3 separate regions of the Homo sapiens genome follow, and all the other regions are linked to region 3. Evidence: chromatin contacts called from ENCODE Hi-C or POLR2A ChIA-PET data. All regions are on one chromosome and are shown on one strand. Each heading gives the region's core, a stretch centred on a gene start or an enhancer-like site at or near the end of the contact. The rest is flanking DNA. Distances are from core to core; before and after follow the strand shown. Region 1 overlaps SLC8A1 (solute carrier family 8 member A1). Region 2 overlaps SLC8A1 (solute carrier family 8 member A1). Region 3 overlaps SLC8A1 (solute carrier family 8 member A1).

What was found. A loop is a pair of places that touch in the nucleus more often than their neighbours do. ChIA-PET counts read pairs that join two places held with the same protein, here RNA polymerase II (POLR2A). Pooled maps may share reads with other maps.
Region 1: a loop to region 3 is called in a map of tibial artery, with 4 times the contacts of the local background. The contact joins two enhancer-like sites. A Hi-C loop is called at or near these places in 9 of 168 maps with a recorded cell type or tissue (IMR-90, OCI-LY7, Right ventricle myocardium inferior and 6 more), 1 of 37 single-sample maps with no recorded cell type and 9 of 50 pooled maps. POLR2A ChIA-PET finds 5 or more read pairs at or near these places in 3 of 52 experiments (AG04449, BJ and OCI-LY7).
Region 2: a map of sigmoid colon shows a loop between it and region 3 (2.4-fold over the local background). The contact joins two enhancer-like sites. A Hi-C loop is called at or near these places in 3 of 168 maps with a recorded cell type or tissue (GM12878, chondrocyte and sigmoid colon), 1 of 37 single-sample maps with no recorded cell type and 3 of 50 pooled maps. POLR2A ChIA-PET finds 5 or more read pairs at or near these places in 4 of 52 experiments (AG04450, BJ, OCI-LY7 and 1 more).

The regions. Positions count from the first base shown.
Region 1 is chr2:40,243,435-40,246,605 of GRCh38, reverse strand. All of the region lies in intron 2 of SLC8A1 (solute carrier family 8 member A1), which reads left to right. The region is part of intron 3 of SLC8A1-AS1 (SLC8A1 antisense RNA 1); the gene reads right to left. Among named protein-coding and RNA genes, the nearest start is that of SLC8A1, 210 kb to the left of the region's middle. Within about 2 kb of position 1,830, at least 8 of the 41 ENCODE cell types and tissues checked have a DNase peak (open chromatin) inside an H3K27ac peak, as active enhancers do; they include ascending aorta, heart right ventricle and tibial artery, where a contact is called at or near this core.
Region 2 is chr2:40,328,014-40,331,251 of GRCh38, reverse strand. All of the region lies in intron 2 of SLC8A1 (solute carrier family 8 member A1), which reads left to right. Among named protein-coding and RNA genes, the nearest start is that of SLC8A1, 120 kb to the left of the region's middle. Within about 2 kb of position 1,476, at least 5 of the 41 ENCODE cell types and tissues checked have a DNase peak (open chromatin) inside an H3K27ac peak, as active enhancers do.
Region 3 is chr2:40,280,083-40,283,368 of GRCh38, reverse strand. The region is part of intron 2 of SLC8A1 (solute carrier family 8 member A1); the gene reads left to right. Among named protein-coding and RNA genes, the nearest start is that of SLC8A1, 170 kb to the left of the region's middle. Within about 2 kb of position 1,973, at least 11 of the 41 ENCODE cell types and tissues checked have a DNase peak (open chromatin) inside an H3K27ac peak, as active enhancers do; they include ascending aorta, heart right ventricle and tibial artery, where a contact is called at or near this core.

The DNA.
Region 1 (3,171 bases), core at 581-3,080, 37 kb after region 3:
CTGGCAGACCTTGAAGGCAAGATGTGCAGAAGAACTGACTGCACAGGAATCAGTCCTGAGCAGAGTGATTACCCCACAGTGTTTGGCTAAGCTGCTGTTATCCAAGGTTCTGCTGAATAAAACTCATAGAAGAACAAATGAACAAAGTCTGTCTTTAGGACTAGTTGGAAGCATTTACAGTGAACCATACCAAGTAAAACTCAAGAAAAAAATTTAGTTGCCCTATTTGACTCTGGCCAAAAGTTGCATGATTGCAGGGTAAACCCAATAAAAGCAGACGTTTTGAAGTGGAATCAGGACCACAGTTTGCGTATTTCAAGTTTCCCCTGTTGAGAATGTATTTCTAAAGTAAAAATGAGATAGATGTGTACCACATGCTTGTAGTGTATGTGTAACCAACCATATCCAAGATGTGCAACTATAAAACCTACATCTGGAATACATTTTTCCATTTCATCTTCTATGTGCACAGTTTAAAAATTAAGTATTGCCTAAGCAGAAAAAAAAGGAATTAAAACCTATGAACACTTTTAAAAGAAGAGAGGTTAATTGAGAAGCTATTTCTTAAACTAGTCTAAGACAGGTCATATGGCATAATGATTAACATCATAGGTCTCTGAGATGGACCTGTAGGGTCCTAGCTCAGCTTCTTATAACTATGTAACCTTGGTCAAGTTCCTTGACTTATGTAAACATCAGTTTCCTCATCCATGAAATGAGTCTCGAATGAAAGTAATGTATATAAAGCAGTCAACAGTCTGATATAAACCTCTTACCATTCTACGAGATTTAATTGTAGCTTAGAAACTGAACATGATGTCTATCTTGAGATATCTGTCTTGGTTTTAAAATGTGTTTTTCACAATATACATCACAGGAGAGCAGCAGATAGTCAAGAGAAGGAATGATTAAAAAAAAAAAAGTTTGACTTTTTAAGTAATATAAAACAAAATGACAATATTAATGCAAAGACGTCTGGTTTGGCCTGATTTTGCTAAATTCAGTGGTTCAAGTGGATCTTGTATATTACTAGTTATTTTCAAAGCAGAAGCAAACAGGTACATACAGCACAGAGTCAGAGTGTCCAAAAGTTTTACCCTGTCAACTTCCAGGATTGCTATGTTGTCCTCCCATGCACTCTGTCCTGAGAAAATGCCACTAACCCACTTTAGATTTGCACCTTATTCTTCTGGTGGACACGTGGCCTTTCACTGTGAATTTTGTCATAAGGAAAATAACGACTTGAATGTATTTAACGGACAATCAGTGTGACTACGTAGTATATGTTTAGAGCTGGAGAGGGATATCAGAGAGATCCGGTATAGGCTCCCAAACTAAAGAGCTGAGTTTCACTAGGGAGAGAGAGACCTGTACATGAACAGCACAAATCACAGAATCCCAAGTTTCTCCTATGTGCCACTTCCATAAGACTGAGTCCACTGGAGTGGGAATGATTCCTAATTTATACTGAATTATTCTTTTGATTATTTTCATGGCTATCACATATGGTACATATCCTAGGCCATTTAAGGTTGCTCAATTATATTGGCTGCCTATTTTTAACATAGCCATTTATGTAACTCAAGAGTCAGGAAGCTACCTTTGAACACTGTAAATTGTCAAATGGTTTTTGATTTCCTAGGTTCCTTATCACTTGGCAAATATGTACAGCAGACCTTTTCCAGAGAATGAGTGCACTGGGACTTATCCCCCAGACATTCCTTCTCTTTGTTAAACCCACAGTCTCAGGCAGGGACTCCAGCAACCCTTTCCTCGGGAGGAAGAAGCCTCTAGATTTCAGGAGTGCCCTCCAGTGGCTGCTCTGCTAACTAATCCTCTACTGATCTCCCCAAGGCTGACTGGGGCAGCACTTCTTGCAGAGCTAAAGCCCAGCTGAAAACTGAGGTAGGATCTTCTCACTTAGAAATATCCAGCAGTAGGAAAAGGCCTCGATCATTGCATAGACAGGCTAAAATTGACGAGTGCTTTCTGTCAGAAAGTTTGTGGGGTTTGGTGCATTTTTTTTTTTTTTTTTTTTTTGGTTTTTCATATCATGCACACCACTTGCCTACTCAGCTCCAAAAACAACATTCTCTCACAGCAACTGCCAGGGAAAAACATGAGGTGGAAAAATCAGAGTAACGTCTTCCCCTGGGGTGACATTATACAGGAAAAGTCATCGGACAACTCCCAGCCTGGCCTTCATAGGTCAGCAGGAAAGGCTGTCATTACCTTAGTGTTGTTGGGAAATTTAAAGAGATAATAGATGTGGAAACGCTCAGAAGGAGACTCACGTAGTAGATGCTCAGTAAATGATGGCTGTTAGCCTGTGGGTCTCTTCATGTGCACTGACGCTTTCCTAATGTATCTCCCACCACTAAACCAAGAGTGCAGTGTATTTACTTACTTCCTAACCCCCTAGTGAGGAGATACCAGGAAAGCTTCAAAATTTCTACATAGGAAAGCTTAGAGGAGGTGATCTGGTAAGAATGTAAGGCTTGCAGCTGTGTTTTCACAGCACTTTCCATTAAATTGCTCAGATGTTCATTTTTTTTAATAACAAAAGGGCTGCTGATGGGAGCGTTGTCCCCCAGACCCTAGACCCCTCAGTAATTACTCAGAAATGTCACAGTCTCCCTAGAAGCTATCCATTCTGCCCACTTTTCCTCTTACGTTGCTCCAGTTTCAAGTATTCCCCTTGAGGTTTTAGAAATAATGTTTGTTTATCTAGCACTTAGACTCATCAGAGGGAAGGAGGCACTAGAGCATTCACATGGAATTCCTCCCCCACTTGAATATTTGTCAGGAAAAAAAATAGATTCAACTATAAATGTGCAGCAGAGTTGGTGCCTTCCCACTGTGAATGTATTTTCAAGTGCACGGACCAATCCACCACAAAGGAAAAATGCAATACCCTTCCAAAAATACACAGTGCTGATGTGATGTTGCATTCCTTTGTTCATTTTCCCAGAGCCAGGTTACAGGGCCATAGGCTCCATTTGAATAGACTTCTTAGTCTAAAACAGAGGTAAAATCAAGCTCAAAGCCATGATGTTACTTTTTATTTTTTCTTAAATACTGAACTTAGACTTGAGAAATCTTTCTTTTCTTTTTCTCTTTTTTGAGACAGGGTCTCACTTTGTCACCAAGGTTGGAGTACAGTGGGGTGAT
Region 2 (3,238 bases), core at 227-2,726, 48 kb before region 3:
TAATGATAAGACACATTTATTGATAATGTATTATGTGCCAGACACTAAGCTTAGCACACTATATGGCAATTACTGAATTATCTCAATAAATTCTTATAACAATCTCATACCATAGATAATATCACCCTCATTTTCCTAGGTAGGAATCAGAGGCTTAGAGCCAAGATTTGAACCCTTGTCTGCAGGCCTGCAAAGCTGATGCTCCTAGCATCTACGTGTACTCCTCAAAACCTATCATAAGATTTTATTTCATTTGGAAGAAAGAAAGTATTTATTGTCTTTTGAGACGTTTTTATTCATTCAATTTTGTATGTGGCTCTGGTTTGCAGGTAACTCGATTGTATTAGATTAGATATTTATCTGTAGTTACAAGCAAGTTATATTTAGCAAATGCCGTAGATTCCAGAGGCAGTAAATCTTGCCATTTGTCATTTTTCCAGAATGCCTCAATTTACTTGATTAATCATGATCAGTCAATTATTTAGCAGTCTGTGCAAAAAGAGAATATATTTTAACTTTATTTTTCCTTTATGAGCTGGTAATTGGTAAAATGAAGAGAATTTCCACATTTACCTTTGCAACTATAAGCAACTAGTAGTATATTTATTTTGTATATAGACAATTACCTCTCTTTATAATAGTAATTTATTGATGGGTGTGTGTGTGTCCCTGCTTGGAATAATGGACTGATGTGTAAATTCAGGGAAAACATCAGAAATGACTAATTAGAAAACATAAAGGAATACTACTCTTGTATTTCCAGTTTTCTACTTTATTTTAATATACCAAATGTAGTCAGCCTTAGACATTGCCTTTATTATTCACTGGTTGGTTTTGTTCTTTTCTTACGTTTAGTCCAACAACACACATAGTTTTCAAAGAGGTAAAACTAAATTTTATGGGAATTCAGCTTAAAGAATGGCAGGAAGGACTGGCCTTGATGACACATGACCATTTATCCTCATCATTTTAATGTGTTTCCTTTAATAGTCTCACTTCAGACAAAAACATATACTATCATCCTGCCTCTACTATGCAAATGGAAAAATATGGTACCTTCTAATGATCAGAAGTTAGAACGGGTCTTGGGAATAACCATTAGTCCTAATAAATAGCGTAGGATAGTCCATTCAAAAATATTATTTAAAATTCATTTTTATTAAGATATGCATCTAGCATCTACTTTTTGAAAAGTTTTAAGCTCCACACCCGTTTTTAGTTAGAAACATTAGTTTATGCTTCTGAAGTTTCAGCTCCTGCTCTTTAAATAGCTTGGCTGTCTTGTTTTTCCCCCCCTTTTTATTACATAGTACTTTCCCAGGGTAAGTGATAAATAAAGCTGGAGGGTTGGTCATAAATTCCCTTCCTCTCTTTCCCCTCTATCCTACCTCAGGTTATTTTTATGCTAGGATCTGTGACAGCGTGCCAGGACTCCAGTCAGCATCACATGCAGTGGGATGGGATTGAGGAATACTTGCAACCTGGGAGTCTTCCCTGCTTAAAGCTCTCACTTTAAACCTAAGCAAGGGCCTGGGATGGGAGCAAGAGCCTAAAACAAGAACTTGAATGTGCAGCACCCTATCCTTGCTAAGGGACTCGTCATGACAAGTGATGAGAATTCTTGGCCTGGTTTTGAAGATACGTCATAGGGCTGATTGGAAAGAAAAATCATTAGTAACTTAAATCCTTTTCTCTTTCCATCTCTTATTCTTCCTCACATCTGTGAATGAGGATTCTGTTGAACATCTTAAATACTTTCAGGTTTAGCAAGAGATCTTCCAATAGCCATTTAACAAACAGCAAGAGGAAGTTCAGCCCTTGGCCAAAGAGATTAAAAAATTTAAACACACTTGGATGTATTGAATTTATTAACTTGGCCTCCAGAAAGGGAACATTGTAGTTGCACAGGCAGCAAGAAAATTAACCATTCAGTGCTGTAAAATACAGGAAGTTAATAGTACTTCAGATTGTGGAGACAGAGGTCTGGGAAGGATTGTTGGAACTGATAACATTTGGTTGGACCTAACGGTTGCGTAAGGTTTCAATGGGCCAGAGAATATGAGAGTATTCATTCAAGGGAAACTGCAGGAATAAAGGTTTGGCCGAGTGAAAGTTTGTCTGTTTTCAGTGAATTTTAAATAGTCCAGTGCGTGTGTGTGTGTGTGTGTGTGTGTGTGTGTGTGTGTGTGTGAGGTTGTAGTGTGAGGAGATGAAAATAGAGAAGTAGTGTGAGTTGAAACCATAAGGGACCAGGAGGGATACATTAATGTGTCTGGATTGGGCTTTGCTGGTTTTCTAGAGTTGCTGGAAGTCCTTGGGCAGACAAGTGACATAATCTACTCTGTGCTCTTAAAAGGCAACTGGTAATGGTGTAGACCACAGATTGAAGGGGCTGAAGCTGGAGGCAAGCAGATCAGATGGGGGAGCCCTTGCAATAGTCCAGGTGGGAGATTTTGATCACCTACAATAGGAGGAAATTGGAAGTCACTGGGAAGCTGGGACCAAATTTGGAAACTGATTCAGTGTGAGCTATGAAGATGAAAGAGACCTGAAAGATGACACGCTTGCGAACTGTGGTGCTTTCAGATTATCTAGAGACCACAGAAAGAGTTCAGTTTGGGATATCTAGTTTAAACTGCTGTAAGAGGCAGTGGAAAATGTATGTATGCGAACAAAAATGAGAATTGAGAGCTGAAAATAGAGATTGGGGGATTCGCAGCAAGAAGTAATGACAAGAGCTAAGTCATCAGGTGACATTACCTACAGAAATATATAAAGAAGGAGAAAACTGCAGGAGAACTTTGAGAAATGTTCTCATGGTGGTGGTTGGAGGAAGATGAATTTAAAAGAAAGAAGTTAAGGACTGATTAGAGGCAGAGGAGATAAACCTCCACAGTATCACATCAAATGGAACGGGGGAAGTCGATGTTTCAAGGACAAAGGTGAAAGAATAACTATTACTAATAATGGAAAGATCCTTGGGGAGTCTATGTGGACCAGGATAATACATTAAATTTAATCACATAGTGCTTTTAAGTCACAGAAAATTCCTTGGAATGGTTAATTTCTTTTCTTTTTACTCTATTTATCGACCTGAATAGTTTCTACCTCAACTCATCCAAACCTCAGAATATCCCAAAAGTCTAACTCTTTACCCTCTTCTGCTAAATATGCTCTTTTTCTTTCTTCTCTGAATTCCTGTGGTTGGTATTGTTAGTTCTCTTTTCACATGTGTATG
Region 3 (3,286 bases), core at 724-3,223:
GATCCAGATGTTTTACCATTTGTTGAACTTGTTTTTCAGGTTTATCAAATAATCAGAGATAATAATAGCATCAGGCTCTTACTATGACACCAGCATAGCTGGAAGAGAAGTCATGAAATCATTGGAAACACTAGCCTTACTGTATCTTCACTTTCACATCCTCTACCTCTCATTAGAGAACAAAAAGGAAAACATTTAATGTTTTTGGATTTTATTTTATTTTAACAGAGTGGACTAGTTGTTCTCTTATCCTGTTACAACCTCAATAGCTTCTAAATCGTCTTGGAATCTAGTAGAATAGTTAATTAAGTAAAATTTGTGGCTTGATAAAGAATAAATGCTTTTTTGAGAATAAGTTGTGGTGAACTAATAAAAATCATGTCTTTTCAGGAAGAACCTTTAATAAGTCAGGATCATTTGGGCATTAGCACAGGCCATCACTATACAGACGAATAAATGATAAGGCTAACCCCAGGGTCTTCAAGATTCACTGGGAGTCCGGGGTATGGGATGGGAAGAATGTCTGCATCTGATTGGGTTTATAGTGGTTCAGAGTTCAACTTCTCCTTGCAGCCAGCATTTGGATACTTTTAATAGCTGTTCTCTGTTACTGGGCAGGACTGGACACAGAGAAAATGATGACACTCTTTAAAATTCCTGGCAATTATTTCCTGCAAGAATGAGATTCCTCCCCGGCCCCAAAAGCTACGTCATGTTTTTATTTCGGTACTAAACGGAGCAAAGGAGCGTGCAAAAATGAAACTGATGCATCTCACTTAGCATTGCAGTTAACGGAAAGGAAATCTCTTGAGAGCAAGGTCTATTTTTTATTTTTAATCTTGGGTAATAATAAAGTTGGCAGTCTGTATATGCCTGAGTGCGTAAACAAATGTACATAGGCAAACTTTCAAACTAGACATCCTTTGTATCAGTAAGATGGATGCTCAATGTCTTGGGTAATACAGAGATACAGAAGAGACAGTCTTTACCCTTGCTGAGTGTGAAAAGATCCTTCGTTTAGTAACTGTAACAACCATTCTTTTTATTGTGTTTTGTGTCTGGGGTGAGCAAGCTGAATTCTGGATTTTATTCCAGATCAGAAATTACTCCTTATTACTAATCCAGTCTTAAGGATTTACAGAATGTTTTTCTTTCAGATTTAGTTAAATTTCCCAGCATGCCTCTGAATGAGGTAAGAAACATACATGTCCTAGAAGAAAAAAAAAGTCAGAAAAAGTGGCATTTTACTGTATTTCATTATTTTGTTATTAGAAGGAGAGGACACAATTTGATACACCAGCATCAGTCATTAAAGGTACGCTCTTGTGTGGGGGAGCTGTGCTGAAGGGATAGAAGCCAGTAGCTAATCCACTGTTATACTTTTCTAGAAGAATAAACAGACTCCTGTGAACTACCAACTTTGAGTATTAGATTAGGATAAATCCAGGAGGGCTTTATTCCACCCAAAATTCAAGTGAAGACAGAGTCTTCAAAAAGCCCCAGGATGAAGAATCACTTCCTGAGAATCAGGGAACATTTACCTTTATTAACCATCATTAGCTGATTCCGGCTTACAGAAATTCCCCTGAGAATGGGTGTTGAAGTAATCACTGCTCTCTGCTCTACTTCCTTAAAAAGAAATCAGTTTTAAATGATGGGTCTTCACTCTTTCCAGACATTCCCAGCTCCACAGACTTAACAGCTTTTCTTTGTAAGTTGCCTGAAGGGAGCAGGGCTTGAAATCAAACTCATTCTCCATTAGACTTGCCAAGGCCCCAGGCAGTGCTGGGGAAAGGTAGCTCCCTTTGCAGCATAACTTTCACGAGTGCAAGTTGGGACTCAAGTCCTGAGACAGCTCACAAGCCCTGGCTGATTTAACTTGCCACTTTGTAGCTATTCTTGGCACATAGCCTGCATAGAGTTGGCCTATGAGACTTTTCTCTGTTTATAGCACCTTTCAACTCAGGCACTGAGAATGCTGACCAACAGTGTTGCTTTTTTTGTTCTTATTGCCCTTTCCAGAAACTATGTAAAATGGAAAACAGTTCCCATTTCTCTCATTCCAGCTGTGCCATCTGAGAGCACATTTCTCAGAGCACCCCCCCAACCCTTTTTTTTTAAATACATGACCACAAAAATGTCTCAGGAATGAAATTCTTTGAAAAGCTAAGACTTTCTTCTGCCCCATCCCTGGTAAACTCCGTTTGTTAATAAGTGCTACCATGGGTGCTTTGGTGAAGTATGTTTCACAGGTGACTCTTGTGAAATCTTACTGTCATTCATTGGCTCATTCCATCAAAACTAAGCAGGCAAGTTATAAGTGCAAGACAAATGGGAGGTACAAAGATGTATCAGCCTGCTTCTAGTAGGCTACAGTCCACCAGGAAAGATAAGCAATAAAAATTCATTCTATTCATGCTAACAGAAGTACAGACAACGTGCTGAGTTACTGTATAAAGAGATTGATTAATTCTATTTGAGAGAACTGAAGTCATGTTTTACCCACCTCTGCTTTTGCACAAAACATTCTTCCTGCCTAGAGCACCTTTGCCTGGCTATTGTTACAGGGTCTTCAAAGACTCCATTCAGATGTCACCTCTTCTTAGGAGCCTTTCTTGAAACTTTTGGTCTGGATTCATTGTCTCTTTTTACTTCATTTCTGTATTTATATCTGTGACATCATATATTAATTATTGATGTGTGACCTCTTTGCTGAAGTGTAAGACCCCAGAAGGCAGGGATTCAATCTTTTATTTCAGCATTCCCAGTGCCTGAATGTCACTCTGCTTTCAAAGAAAATGATTAATAAATGAATTAGTTAATTTAGCATGATGGTATTGCAATTTGTGTGCTTATCAGAGTTTTATGATTGAAGGCAAATGTGATATTTGTATATTTTGACCACCAGTGTTTTACATCAAGAAAGAATAGTTATCCAAAAATGGAATAGATATTTCCATGTACTCATGTGAAAAATTATCTGTGGGGCTTTTCAGAAAATGGGTTTTTGTTACTTTTCCATTAGGACAGATGTTTTATCCTGTGACAGAATGGTAAAATTAAATTTCAGGACTTTTAAGGAAGAGAAAACAACCTTTTTTTTTTTTTTTTTTTTTTAGTGTTTATTTCCTCAGGTTTTATCATTAGATTCTTTTATAATGGCAGACATTCATATTTTAGAGTCATATTTTAGTCAGGTTTACACTATCAATATTCATGTCTGTTTTTGCAATCCAGAGATAATCTTTAAAAGCAGAAATCTATCTAAAAGGCTAGGGTTTAAAGT